Regions from separate parts of the Mus musculus genome. Here region 1 is linked to region 2. The links are chromatin loops, found by intact Hi-C in ENCODE. Cell type or tissue: gastrocnemius. All regions are shown on one strand. Links, peaks and the distances in the headings refer to the core of each region. The heading gives the core; the rest is flanking DNA.

The links. A loop is a pair of places that touch in the nucleus more often than their neighbours do. Peaks named below come from ENCODE experiments on the same cell type or tissue, not always from the same donor. Only the 100,000 strongest peaks of a DNase experiment are listed, where the experiment ranks them.
Region 1: it touches region 2 in a loop (2.9-fold over the local background); 7 of 42 quality-filtered maps call a loop at or near these places.

What each region holds. Positions count from the first base shown.
Region 1 is chr5:113,010,922-113,018,256 of GRCm38, forward strand. It overlaps Grk3 (G protein-coupled receptor kinase 3), which reads right to left and starts at 4,617. Exons shown (of 21, transcript NM_177078.4): 1 at 4,446-4,617. The coding sequence starts at 4,558. In gastrocnemius, for the core only: a CTCF peak has its summit at 3,720; DNase peaks (open chromatin) are centred at 3,406, 3,760, 4,051, 4,642 and 1 more place; H3K4me3 peaks cover 2,099 bases; H3K27ac peaks cover 2,149 bases.
Region 2 is chr5:112,867,638-112,874,972 of GRCm38, forward strand. It overlaps Myo18b (myosin XVIIIb), which reads right to left. Exons shown (of 44, transcript NM_028901.2): 4 at 6,256-7,335; 5 at 5,858-5,924; 6 at 4,747-4,859; 7 at 3,784-3,960; 8 at 557-755. Among named protein-coding and RNA genes, the nearest start is that of Myo18b, 25 kb to the right of the region's middle. In gastrocnemius, for the core only: a CTCF peak has its summit at 3,332 (motif pointing right); DNase peaks (open chromatin) are centred at 3,318 and 3,634; H3K27ac peaks cover 247 bases.

The DNA of each region.
Region 1 (7,335 bases), core at 818-5,817, 140 kb after region 2:
GGCTTCCTTAATCATAATTACCTTCCTCAGAGGCCCCCAGAGAAGGCTGCTGCTCTCTCACAGCCTCCGAGGACACTCCCGATATCCCAAAGCCACAACCTTCCTCCAAATTAAAAGCAGAAAGTTTCATCCATTCCCTACCAAGTAAGAAGCGAGGTGGTTTGCTGTTCTGTTCAACTGTGGCAGACAGTGGTGAACCGCTCAGTGGGTAGAATGAGGCACCTGGCTCCACTCCCTACATCTTGCATCCCTCATCTTGGATCCTGTGAATGCCTACCTGCCCTCCCTTCCCTGGTCTTCTTGAGCATGGATCCCTCTGAGGAAAAATGAGAATGCTGTGCCCACCTGCTGTAGCTACCGTGGCAACACTTGATGGTGCCCAGACCTGGCAAAGGAGATGTTCCCAGTAATGTTGGTCCCTAAGTCATGATGTAGCAAATAACTTTGCTTTGTCTGGGTTCTAGGGGTCTCCAGGAGAAAAACTTCCCATTGCTTCCAATCTCACTTCTACCCCTTGACATCCATCCACCACCCATCTGCTGACAGAGACTCTCGCTGCATCTCCCTCCAGCCTTGACATCCCTCCCTGAGTTTTATGGCTGTCTTTCAAGGGAGTCTGGCGAAGCTTCATGAGAGTTCTGAGCAAGTGCTTCAAAAGGCTGTCTCTAAGAACAGATAGATCATCGAATCGGGGACTGCCTGTACTTCAAAGACACACTCGCGCTCGCGGGGCTCTGATTTAAAGCATCTCACAGTGTTCCACCGGGCAGGTCCTTGTCTCAAATTGGTTGCTCCAGAATATCCGTTTCCAAGAACCCCCAGCTGCAAGCAGCCCTTGCTTGCCTCTCCAAGCCACTGGCACAAATTAACTGAGACCAGGAATGAGCTAATAATGGAAATGTCAGTACAAATTTGCCTTTCCCATTTGTGTCCCTTCCTCCCCTTAGAATGACTCCTGTCACAAACAAAACACCTTCTTCCCAGGCTCTTTGGGTTGGTTTGTGGCTCTGTGGATGGGAAGCTTGCGGAGAGCCACCACCTTGCTCCTTCCCATCCCTCGAAGCCCTTACAGCCCTTATCCCATTCTTCCATGTTTGGTTGTGTGCACAGAACAAAGCCAGGGGGAAGTCCTAAAGGTTGAACAAGGAAGGCTCTCTCCAGTGACCACAGCGTGAAAGGGCAGATGGCCACACCCTTTCCAGGTCGGTCACAGGAGTAGCCTGACACACAGGAGTCATGAACAGCCTTGACACTTAAGCGTTGCCAAGCCTGGACAACTGATTCACAAGTCACGAGAAAGCACTTCACAACCATAATGTGTTCCACGAATACAGAACCAGAGAGTGCAAACGATGCCTGCCCAGGTCCACCCCCCAAGTCTCTCCTATCAGACGACTCTCCGGATAAGCTATACAGTGCATCAGTACTTCCCCATACCAGCTTCTGAGAAATGGGTCCAGAATGGCTACCAATTTAGGGTCAGAAACAATAAACAGGCAGGGGAGATGGCTTAAGAAGTAAACCAAGGGTGTGAGTCCCTGAGACCGATCCCTGGAACCCACAGAAGAATGGACAAGGTAGTATTTGTCTGTAATTTCAGTGTTACTGTTACAGCAAGATGGCAGATAGGGACAGGAAAAAGCCAGAAGCGTGTGGGTCAACTGTTCCATTCATGAACAAGACGTCCCAGCATAAACAAGACATGACTCAGACAAGCTGGGCAGTGTGGACCGATGGCCACAGTTGTCCTTTAATTTCTACACATCCTAGGCAAACCCATGGCTCAAGCTGTGTTCTTTCTGCTCCCGCAGTTATTGGCCTGAATGATTGACAAGAGCTGTCTCCCAGTGGAAAGCCCAACACTGTTAGCATCCACTAAACAGAATGGGTCTCAGGGGAACACGTGACCTTCAACCCAACTCCCTTCAGCCATGTGTGACTTCAAGTCAACTCAGTAACATTGTGTTCGAGAAAGGTTATCAGAGAAATGGACCCAGTGCGAAGAGCTGTCTTAGCCATGGCGGGACTTAGAAACGGACTCCCTGGGCCTTCGCCCATGAGTTAGACCCAGTTTCATCAGAACCACGGTCTACAAAGCCAGTTCATTCTCATCCCCACAGCAGACAAAGGACACAGTATATAAACACCCTGGCTAATGGGGCTGCAAGGGTCATGGCCCCCACCTTCAATGGGCCCCATTATCAGCTCCATCAGCTCAACAAATGTTTGGGTGGACTAAAGAGATGTGATTTGACCGCCTTCAGAGGATTTACACCCACCGGCCTGTTAATTGAATCATGTGTCAATGTAACAAAACATTTGCTTCTTGCCTCCTCACGGGAGGCTAAGTCTTCCCTTGTGCCTGATGTTCCAGGAAGAGAGGCTGGACCGGAAGACCTGTCTTGTTGTAATGAGTGAGATACGGTCGTCTGTTGAAGACTGGGAAGAGGCGAAGTCACCGAGAGAAGGAAGCACAAAAAAGACTGGGGGTGACCAGATAATTAGTTAGAAATTAAAAAAAAAAATCAATAGTGAACGACCAAGGGGCAAGTTCAAATGCACCATCCCCTCTTCCAACAGCCAAGTCCTTACAAGGAACCAGGATCGTCTGTGGTTGAGTTGTTGGTTATTGCTTGGGGGCTGAAGCCACTGAGACAAACAGGCAACAGACTAGACTCCTGGAGCGGGGGACAGATGGTCTAATTCAAGAGTCTACCTGAAAAAACAGCTACAGAACAGCGGTCCTCAAAGGACCCCACCCTAACTTGATGCTCCCTTAGACGTTCCTCAACCTCAGGACTCACAGGCTCAGCCACACCACATCTCCTTTGAAACAAAGTATCACCAAAGACCTTGTCAAAGCAGAGGGGTATTGTACAGAGAAGTGAGGGCCTTGGGCGCTAGGGTGTGCAGCCAAGAGCAAGCAAGCATGCACAGAGCAGCCCAGCTAGGTTAAAAACACCAAGAAAAAAAATGATGATGAGCGGACAGACATTCCTAATTTTAGTCATCTTATATACTCCCTCTCCCATAAAGCTCCCTATGAGTTGTGATTTGTTGGTTTTATATATAGAAACCATACATAGTTAAGATTCCCTGCCCCTCACAGGGTGGGGGCAGAGGGAAGGGAAGAGAGAATGGAATGAAGCTTTTTCATGTCCCCCTTCCCAATGGGGAAAGTTTTCTACTGAAGCTTGCTTGGTTGTGACTTGGGGAGCCCTGGGTCTGGTCCCTCCCACTTACTGAAGATTTCAATCAAGTCCTGTTTTCAGTGAGTCTCAGACAGGCTGAACTCCAGGAAGGCAAGCACTGTCCAGTCCACCCAAGTGTCCCCTTGTGCCTGCTCCACTCCGCAAGGAGCAACACACCCCCCAAAAAAAACAGCGAAGGGCCAAGGCTTGCAAGGGAAGGCAAGCCAAAAATACCCAGCCAGCGCAGCTGTGTGTACAGTGTGACTCTTCCTAGCAAACACGGCACGGGGATTTGATGTTTCCTGGATCACGGGGCTCACAAACACGATCGGGAAAAAAAATAATAATCTGACCATTGTTCGGTATTGAAAGGTTCTCTGAGGGCTATGCATACTGCTAAGGAGACAGACGGTTTACCTGGCGTGTGTGAAGCCCTGGGTCCCATCTCCAGGACCTCAAAAAATTAGACGAGTAAATGTGTATATTTTCTCTCACATGAAGGTAGGTAACACTGCCGCCACATGGGCGTGTCACGCTTGACCATTTGAAAGGGGATGCAGCTTTGGTTTAGAGCCTTACAGAATTGCATGGTTCAGGGGTGGCTGTAAAGTCCGAGCCAATTTTTTCATCAACTCAAGGAAGCCACACCAGCTAAGCAACTGGCAGTGGGGTCAATTAAGAAGTGACACACAGCCCCACTCTGGAACACCGCCTAGAACTCCCCGGGACAAGTACAGCTCTAAGAGGCCATCACACCTCAGAAAAATCAATAATAAATCAGTCGTGATATTAAGAGCAACTTGGCAGCGAGCGGCCAGCCGGAGCCGGTGCAGCGGGAACCTCCAGTCTTGCAAGACCAGGCTAGGCTCAAGTGGCTCTCCTGTCATCCTTCCCAGAAAGGGCAGGCCGCCAGGGGTCCAAGTTGAGGAAAGTGGCTCAGGTAATGGCGCTGGTGACAGAACTGAGAACTCAAGGTCTACTTACTACTGCAAGGGGCCAGAGGACAGGGGCAGGGGGGCTGAGAGACAGACAGCCCTGCAACCAGCCTGGGACAGCGGGACGGAGGGGACTGGCGGGCGGACCAGAAAAGGAGGGAGAGGACCAGAGGGGACAAGAGGGGACTGGAGGGAACTGGCGGGGGAGGGGGGGGAGGGGGAAGGTGAGGGAGAGGACCAGGAGGGATCCGGAAGGGACCTGAGAGGGAGGGAAAGAACCGAAGGAGACTGGATAGGGCGGAGAGGGCCAGAGCAGTACCTGGGCTCCGGCAGGACGACCTTCTTGCTGGCGCGCGCGGCCGGCGCCGTCTTGCTCTTCTCCATGGCCATCAGGTAGCTGACGTCGGCCAGCACGGCCTCCAGGTCCGCCATGGCGGCTCCGCAGCTCCCGCCGCCCCGACGGGGCCACGGCGCGCCCGACGCGCGACCCCGACGCGGACCCCGACGCACCGCCCCTTCCGCGGCTCCGCGCCCCAGCCCGGCGCGCCCCCAACCGTCCGCGGCCACGCGCTCCTGACCCAGCCTCTCAGGCACCAGGGACTTCCTCTCCCTCCTCCTCTCCCTCTCCCTCCTCCTCTCTTCTCTCTCCTCTCCTCCTTTTCCTCTCTTTCTCACCCTTAGCTCTCTAAGCACAGTCCAGATGCCCAGTACTGAGTGGACACTCCAGGAGGTCTCCAATAGCACACTGTCCTGGAGAGGACGCTTCAAGAGGTATCCTGGAGTAGTCCCACCTGCTCTTTCGAATGATTGCCAAATAGAGGTCAGAGCTACAGCAGGGGGTGTCTCCAGCCATTAGCCCCACCCTAGACCTCCCTCTGAGAACCAAGCCAAGAGACACCAGCATAGAAGAGAAAGTTGCTTGGCTCCCGCCATGCAGGGTGAAGTGGGGTGAGAGTCCTGCCCTGGAGCAGCGCTGTCCCAGGGGACCCAGTTGATGGAAGCACTCTAGGTTCAAGGTCATAACTGGCTTGCATTCAGGTGAAAGGCCTCAGGGTGTGTGTCCAGTTGGGGGGCGGGGGGGTTAAGGTATCCTAGCTTCTGCAGGCTCTCTACCAACTCAAGAACCACAAGAGGAAGTGCCCCTATGAGAGTGCAGAGCCTCCTGGGTTTTCAGGGAAGTGGAAGGGCTGAGACTTGATTCTGGGCAGTAGGGAATTCCCAACCCTGCCTAGGTCACTATTTCATTTCTCTGCAGCTGGGCACAGGGGTCCACATTCAAAATCCATGTGGTACCTGTTAAGGGATCAGGAAATCTGCAGACATCATAAGCTTGCAGGGCCTTTATCCAAATTGCCATACATCACTGTGAACCCGGGATTGGCCAGGGTTAGAGTGAACTGTTGGGGGTTTACAGTCACGTTTTTTGATTAGTTCTCCTGCTTTTGTTTTCTGTCTATTCTGTTTCCCAAAGGACTAGTTTTACCAGAAGTTTCTCAATCCCCAAGGCACAGTATTTAGAGGGACTAGAAAAGGTATAGGTGGGAAGGGGTGGGAACATCCTGAAGGAGTTGGGTCTGCCACAGACAGCCCACATCACCGCTATAGTGCCCACTGTATAATGGGGCAGAGACAGGGAGAGCCAAGCCTTCAGTTGAATTTGCCAGTTCCATTCACTTTTTCACCCAAATATGGGAGCATAGATGCCTTGTCTACCCAGTGAGGAGAGAGGGGTAAGTTCCCCCCAAAACACATTGCTCCTTCATGTCTGAATATTGTTTCTTCCAAAATGTTGTTGTTGTTTTTTTTAATCATCTGGGATCCTCAGATGATCAGATAACAAATAACCCTCCCACCTTCCCCATTTTTGATTGATTGATTGATTGATTGATTGATTGATTTTGGTCCTTTTTGACCTAGTAAGATTTTTTTTGTCTTGTCATGTTCCTTTTCCAAGTTGTGGTAGGTAGTAAGTTATGAAGACAGCCACATTCAAACCTTTAGTCTATGCTAAAAGGCTGAGAGAAATCAGGGGCAAGGTCCCAGCTTTCTGTGGCTCTGTCCTCATGAGTAATGAGACCAGTTCTTTTGAGTAAACAGAGGGGGAGGGCAGCATCTAGAGCTGTACCTTGGGATGGGAAGTGCAGGCCACATAATAATGAGGAACTGAGTTCAACTGTCAGAGCCCACATAGAGTGCATGGGGACACATGCTTGGAACCCCAACACCAGGAAGACAAGATGGGGGGAGCCCCGGGGCTCAGCAGCAGGCCAGCCTAGCTGAACTCATGATTTCTAGATCATTAAGAGAGCAAGTGTCAGAAAACAAGATGAGAGGCAGACAAAGTAGCCTACCAAGTAAGGGTTCTTGCCATAAGTGTGGAGTTTCGTCCCCAAGATCCCCTTGGAGGCAGAAGAGAGCGAACATGTGGAAGGTGTGCCTGACCTATGCATGCGTGTACTCGCACAGTAAATAAATGTAATTTTTTTAGAAGTTCCAAATGGGAAATAACACCCAAGTTTGTCATGTGGCCTGCTCAGGTGCACACACACACACACACACACACATACACACAAACATGCACACACAATGCACACACAGGCACCTACACAATACACACATATGCACACACAATGCACACATGCACACACAATGCCCATTTACATACACACACAGGTACCCACACAATGCATGCACACACAGGCATCTACACATGCACACACAATGCACACACATGTACACACACAGGTTCACACACAGTGGACACGCATATACGGGCAAGCACCTTGCCTGACACCTAGCAGATCCTCCGCCAAGATCACCTCCTTTTCTACTCTCACTTGGCCCATGCTGGAGAAGATTCCAAACCAGCAACTCACAGTTACACACTGAAGCAGGAAGACCCCCTTACCAAAAATAACTTCTCCCTAGGGCATTTCGAGGATCCAAAAATGGCAACAGTGATGTCCATTTATAAACACAGGCGATTGCTTTTCTAACAGAGGGAACAGCGTGTCCAAAACATGTCTGTGTTTCTGAAGCCCCTCACTGTGTAGGTCAGCTGACCTCATGCCCAGGTACCACTTCTGGACGTAGTAGTTGGCAGCCCACTCTGGCTTCCCTCTGCTGGTTCCTGCCCCTCTGTCATAGCTGGGGTCTTTCAATGTGATGCAGTTTTTTTCATGCTCACCGAAAACAGAAGGTATGGATGA
Region 2 (7,335 bases), core at 1,321-6,320:
TCTTGCCCGGCCTCTCCCCCAGCCAGCACAGGAGCACTTTCTAGAGCATCCTAGCCTTCCGTAGCTCTGTCTCCGGCTCTCAGCTCTGCTTTCATCTTTGCTTCTCAGGTTCTCTGTACAGCGGAGTGGGCTGTGGACTGTTCAAGGACACACACTCCCAAGAAACCCTCCATCTGTCTGATGGGATGGCTCCCAGCAGGTGGCAGCCAAGCTTCTGCTTCCTACTGTCCCAGTGTGTGACCACTGTAAGGGCCACCAGTGTCATGAGAGAGATGCATTGTTATCCTGGTAGAGGTGCTGTCCCAGTGTGTGACCACTGTAAAGGCTACCAATGTCATGACAGAGATGCACTGTTATCCTGGCAGAGGTATATAAAAGAGCACTAGCTTTCTGGGTCAGTAGCCAACACAGGGCCCTTACTTATCTGTGCTTAGTGAATGACAGCTAGACAGGAGTAGTGAAGAGCCACCCAGGATCTCCCCCCCCCCCAGCCACCCAGGACCCCCACATCTCCCCTCCCTGTTCCCATCCAGTTGTCACCTGTGGGCCACCATACCTGACACCCTGCCGTCCACGCTGCCTGCCATACCCACCAGGTGTTCCAGAACCTGCTCACAGCAGGTGGTCTTCCCAGCTCCACTCCGGCCCAGGGCCACAATGCTCTGGTCTCTCCGCTGGCTAAGCAGTGCCCAGTATGCACGCTGGGCCAGGGACGTTACGTGGGCAGGCAAGCCATCCTGCCGACCACGGGGTACCTGCCACAAGATGACAGGTGTCAGCCTCCCGGCCAGCCTGCAAGTGTCATCTACAGCTAGATCACTAGAAGTCCTGAGCGACCGATATACTCATTAAAGGCTCAACCAGAAAGGGTTCATTGCTTCGGTTAGTTAAATCATTGGGTACGATTCACCTTCAATGAGGTAGCCGGGGAAATTGGCACAATTGATTAGTAATATTGAACATGGGAACTGGGAATGGCTATCAATTAGTGATGTCTGCCGTGAAAACAAACTGAGCCATCTCCCTGGCCAAGAAACTGACTGGGCAGTCACTGCTGGGTTCCAATGAAGACATGTCGTAAGCAAAAACCCTCAGACAATGCAAGCAGGTGCTGAATGTGCTGGCTGGAGCTTCCTCCACAGAAAGCTGTGCATACATCACATGGCCCACACACTGCTCCAGGGACACGCCCAAGAGAAAGGAAGGTGTGGTCACAGAGATCCTTACGTCACAGGTCACACCGAGCATAACAGAAAGCATATCTAGGAGTTCTGAGGAAAGTCAGTGGGTGAGACTGATCACACACACACACACACACACACACACACAGAGAGAGAGAGAGAGAGAGAGAGAGAGAGAGAGAGAGCAGACATCTCTCTAAGCGATGGCTATCCTGTGCAGGCCCATGGCAAGCACCGCACACCGCACAGTCACAAGAAAGGGTCCCAGAGAAAGCTGGACTGAACTGGGTACAAGTCGTGCTTCCTCAATCTGGGTTTTAAAGAGACAAAGAACTGGATATGGAGGCCTAAGCCTGTGATTGCAGCTCCTCAAGAGGCTGAGGCAGGAGAATTGCAAACTTGGGGCCTGTCTGGGTGATAGAGGGGTTCATAGCCTGGGCAACCCAATGGGACCATCTCAGAGTTTTAAAAGAGAGGGTCACACCGGATGTGACTCAGTGGTACAGTGCTTGCCTAGTATGTGAGAGACCCTGGGTTCCATATCCAATACTCCTAACCCTGAGACAGACAGACAGACAGACAGACAGACAGACAGATATACAGACAGACATACAGACAGAAAGACAGAGACAGGGAGAGGGAGGGAAAGGGAGACAGAAAGGAAGGGAGGGAAGGAGGGAGGAAGAAAGGGAGGGAGGGAGGGAGGGAGGGAGGAAGAAAAGGAGGGAGGGAGGAAGGAAGGAAGGGTGAGCAACTTGCTCTCTCTGGTGTATAAATCATTCCCAAAGTCCCAGAGGAGCCTGGGTGTTAAAGGACCAGAGGAAGACAAGAGTGGCCCTGGAGCCCAGAAGGGGCTAAGGAGATCTTCCATGGTGTCCAGGGTTAAGACGAAGGAGGTTGCTCAAGTGGCCTTGGTCATGTCAGGTGACCTTAACAGTCTACACAGAAACACCCTTGGAGACAGAGAGGTCAAGGACGCCCAGGCGTATGGGAATCCTAGAAAGGACAGGAGTGCAAACCCAAGGCCACTAGACCTCATAGTTGCTGTGGGGTCCAGCCTAGCCCTGCCTTTTCTCCCTAAGACGGGGAGGAACCGGACACACACCCAGAAGGTCCTCCTCATAGCTCAGACCTGTAGTTTGGGGAACCAGGACTAGAGTGGCTTCACCTCACCTTTTATCCCAAACCACTTGGAACCAGTGCTAGGTAAGCTCTTAAAGTGGGAGCCACGGGACAAGGCCTGCCTTCCTGGAGGTAGCCTCAGAGCCTGGAGCATCCAAAGATCCTAGGGTCTGAGCCTGGAGCTGCAGTTACCCTGAAGACTTGTGTCCTGGCCCACGCTGTGAAGAAAACGGATGCTGCAGACCTGACACCCGTGGGCACCCCCAGCCTTACAAGTGATGCCTTGGACCTCTTTGCAGAGTGCACAGCTGCACCCCACATCCACATGTGTGCTCATATGACCCTTCAACATGTTCCAACCCCAAGAGACATGTCCTTCACTGTGTCCTGACCATACTCAAGCTGTTCCTAGTCCCAGGCCAATGTGGGTCAGATGGCTGTTTGGGGACCAGAAGCTGACTGGGCCAAGATGGCTTCCTATGAGACTTGAGAGGCAGGAAGACTTGGAGACGGAAGGAGATTAGAGCTCAGTGGCCCTCACAGGGAGAGCCAGGGTGGCATCACTCAGGGCCCTCCCTGTGCCTGTGTTTGCAGGTGCATTTGATCAATCTACAATACCCAGTCTGAGAAGAGAGACCCGGAGTGGACATTACTCCATGGGTCTCAGTGTGGCTTCACAGCCCTAAGTGACAGATGAGGGCCACTGTTAGGGACTATCTACCCATCTGCCTGCACTTTCCTCCATGCCCCTGTCTATCTGTCTGCAGCCCAGGGTCCTGTGAGTCTGTCCCTACACAAGTCACACCCAGGACCTGTGACACGTGCCCCGCCCCCACTGGCTTCTTCCAGCCCCATCCTTGCCCACAGGTGTCCAGTCCATTTCAGCCACCGTGGGCTTTACCATCAGTGGCCTCTCCTGTCTCCCCTCCCTGGAAGCCCACAGGGCAGCAGGGTTGGCGTTTCCTCAGAGCCCACTAGTCACCAGCAAACAGCTTCGAGGGACAGAGGACACCGGTGTAGTCCATGACTCTCCACCAGGTGGCGCCATGAACCTTTGCTTTCATTACTAATCCCAATCATAAATGCCCTTTCTTCCGTTCAAGAGATAATAAATAAATACCAGGGTGAACAGAGCTTCTATCTCCACATGAAGGTGGATGTATGAGACTTCAGAGAATCTAGCTAACGTTAGGAGCTCAGAGAAGCTGCAGCTTGAACTTTGTCCCAGCTCCTCTGCGTGTCCATGAAATGGCTTTCCAGGTGGGTGTCATGGCTAGTTTAAAGTGTCACACCTTGGCTTTGAACCAGAGCTCACCATCCCCCTCTAGGGAGCATGGGGTCACTGGTGCTTGCCAAATCCAAGATTCCCATCATGAGCATAGCTGAGGGTTTCCGGGGTGCTGACAGTCAGTTCTCCCCTATAATACCCAGGCGAGGGGCCTTCCACTTGTCTCTGCCCCCGACCATTGCCCCACCTCACCTTCCCTGAAGAGGGCACTGTGGTCGTCTGTGGCTGCAGGGTGATCAGATCAGGCCCCGAGCAGGTGTATGGCAGCTGAGCCCGGTAGCGCTGTAGAAGCGTGTTCATGACGCTTGACTCGTTGACGCTGACCAGAGAAGCCAGGTCCTCAGCTTGGTCCAGCTCAGAGGGGTTGGCCTAAAGAACTCACAAAGGATCTCCTCTGGATTCCTTGGCCCCTACCCCACCAGCACCAGCACACATACACAGATATGTGCATGGACAAATGCTTGCATACACACCCTCATGCATACATGTGCCCCACACACTGCTTGGTCTTGTCATGTAAAGGGCATGTGACAAAGACCAGTGCACAAAGGGAAGTGACAGGCTCTCTCCTTGGCCTGTCTATCTCCTTTGCTTTGTCTCCACATCCTGGGTGCACTGCTCTGTGAGGCTGCTGTCTCCAAGACAGGTCAAGTAAAACCCCAAGTGTACCATGCTTGGCTTGCTGAGGGTACATGCCTCTTCACATCATCTGCTTTTTAAGTCCTGGAGAGGAACACTCGACGTGCCCTGTGACACCCAGGGGTGGAAGCCAGTGGCCAACCACCTCCTTTACCAAAGCTCACTGTGCCTTGGTCCCTTAGAGGTATGCACAGCCCCCTAAGGGAAAGGTTGATGCCCAAAATATGCACCATTGGAATCTATGCTTCAATGGCAACCTGCCCATTTAGCTGAGTTCCCTAGCTCCCAGGGTGAAAACAGAAACACGTCTATGGAAAGGTTTTCACAAAATGAAAAGTAATCTCCTGCTCAGATCAGTCAGAGCCACGGCAACAGGAGCCAGCAGGCTTGTCTTCACAAAGAGCTAAAAGATACAGTGAACGATCCCATGATGGAGCCCCATCAGCAGAGCCCTGAGTACCATGGGGGGTGGGGACAGAGAGGACAGAGCAGTGGTGGGGAGGAGGGGACACTCACCGGGTGGACCTGCTCCTCATCCACTTCGATGACAGTCCTGTCTGCATCGATGCAGAGCCGCACCCTTCCAGCAGGCGGGTCAGCTGTTCCCTCATCTGGTTTAAGCACCGTTGCTGCATGGACAGCCAGAGACAGGAGGGGAAAGAAAGGTGGGTAGGAGGGCAGGGGCAGGGAGGGGAAAGGAGAGGAGGGAATAGAAAGGGAGGGGAGGGAGAGGAGGGGAGGGGAGGGGAAGGGAGGGGAGGAGGGTTAGGAGAGAAGGGGAAGGGAGGGGAGAGAGTGAAGGGGAGAGGGGGAGAAGAGAGGGGAGGGGAAGGGAAGGGAGGGGAGGGGAAAAGGAGAAGGGAGGGGAGAGGAGGGGGAGGGAGAGAAGGAGGAGGGGAAGACAAGAGAGGGGAGGGGAGAAGAAAGGAAGAGAAGGGAGGGTAGGAAATGGGAGAAGAGGGGAAGGGAGAGGAAGGGAGGGAAGGGTAGAGTCTCTGAGACAGTCCAGGAAGCTGGAGACTGAACTTGGGACAGGCTGAAAGGTTCTATTCACATAAAGAACCTGTACTGCCACCCCTAAGCCAGTAGTTCTCTGTGGGTCATATGACCCTTTCCACTGGGGTTGCCTAAGACCATGGGAACGTTACTATTCGTAACAGTTGCAAAATCACAGTTATGAAGTTGCAATGAAAATAACTTTATGGTTGGGGGGTCACCACAACACAGGGAACGGTGTTAAAGGGTCGGGGCATTAGGAAAGTTGAGAAGCACTGCTCCAAGCCCTTTTGAGACAAAGGTTAGCACTGAGCAGGCCCCTCAGAGGGTGAAGTCCACCGACCTGTTCCACACCCCTAGGTCAGATCAGGATGATAATGGGCAAACAGTACAAATGGAACACAGAATCACTTCTCAGAACACGCCCTTCAGTCTCCACTGGCCAACAAGAATGGACTGGGGATGGGGACTCTCTGCCCCATAGCAGCTACTGGTGCCATCCTCATCTCAGCCTCTCCCCTACCTCCTTGCTTACCTCGAGAATGAAGTAAAACTGGCTGGTGGCGGGAAAGACATGAGAAACAAGTGGGACTCCCCTCCCCAAACCCCAGGCCAGCCTGAGCCCACTTACCAAGCGTGAACCCGTCCTTCTGCACCAGCCAGACTTTCTGTGCCTCGTACCATCTATCCTCATAAGCCTGGGAGCAAAAAGAAGGTCTCCTAACCAGCAAAAACCACCAGCCCAGGGTTGATGTAGGGACCCCTAACCTCTCCCGCAGGACCTTTCAAGAAGCCACCAGGGCACGGCCTGAGAATCTACACATGGTGCCGGCACAGAGAATTGTGGGTAACAAGGGACGCGGTAACCACTAAGTAGTAATAGGCGAAATCTAGCCTGGGGAGGGGCCGTGTGGGGCCTAGGGACCTAGCTCTTCGGGAGTACACTCCTGGGGAGTGCTGGGCTGTGGCTAGCCCTATGTCCACCCCGTAGCCTCCCCTATCCCATCCTTAGGGTCCACAGCCCATCACCTGGTCCGAGTCTCCACTCTGGCCCCCTCTATCCGGGTCCTGCAGGATCTGCTTCTCCTCCATAGGCCTCAGCGTAGAAAGCCTTTCCATGACGACCTCAGGAATGGACTCTACGTGACCTTCTGCCTGAGGCTTCACCACATCCACTTCTTCCTCTGTGCACACACGGGGCTCCCCGGCTCCCTGCACCCTGCTCTCTGGCTGGCCGTCCCTCTTTGCAGCCTCTGCTGATATCCCCGTTGTAGGAATCCTATCCGGGGCCTTGCAGCTTTCCTCAGGATTCTGAGTCTTCGCTGCCACCCCAGGGAGCTCTCGGGGTTTCCTTGGTGTCACCAGCTTTTTCTGAGGTCTCCCCACCTTTCCTTCCATCTTCACTGGAGCCTCCTGCTGCTGCCCCGTGGGCCCTGCTGGCTGTCCCGTGGGCCCCGCTGGCTGCCCCGTGGGCCCTGCTGGCTGTCCCGTGGGTCCCGCTGGCTGCCCCGTGGGCCCCGATGGCTGCCCCGTGGACTCTGATAGCTGTCCCGTGGGCCCTGATGGCTGCCCCGTGGGCCCTGATGGCTGCCCTGTGGGTTCTGCTAGCTGCCCACAGCTCCTGTCTACCGCTGGGCTTTGCAAGTCGCCGGTCTTCTCATCCTTACGATGTGACTCTGTTACTCTGTCCTTGCTCTGAGGACTGTCCCACTTGCTTCTCCAACCCAAGAAACCTCCCCACTTCCTTAGCGGGACTGGGGGTTCCACAGGTCTGACTTCAGCCCCTGCAACCTTGGGCTCATCCTCTTTTTCCATCTTCTTTGGGGGACCCCCTCCTTCTTTCTCTGCTGTTCCCAGTTGCTCCTTGTTTCCTGCCTCCTGAGCTTGGGACCTGGTCCCCTGCTCCTCTGTGCTCTGAGACTCACCTTCTTTTTGCCCGATGGTCTGGGGGTCCCGGCTCCCCTTTCCCTCTGTGCCCTGACATTTCCCACCCTTTGTGCTTTGGCCTGTATCTCCAACTCCCCTAGTCCTAGTCTTCTCAGGCATAGAAGGCTGGGGGGCAGAGGAAGTCCCCGTGGTCACCCCTTTCTTTGTCCCTCCAGAATCTTT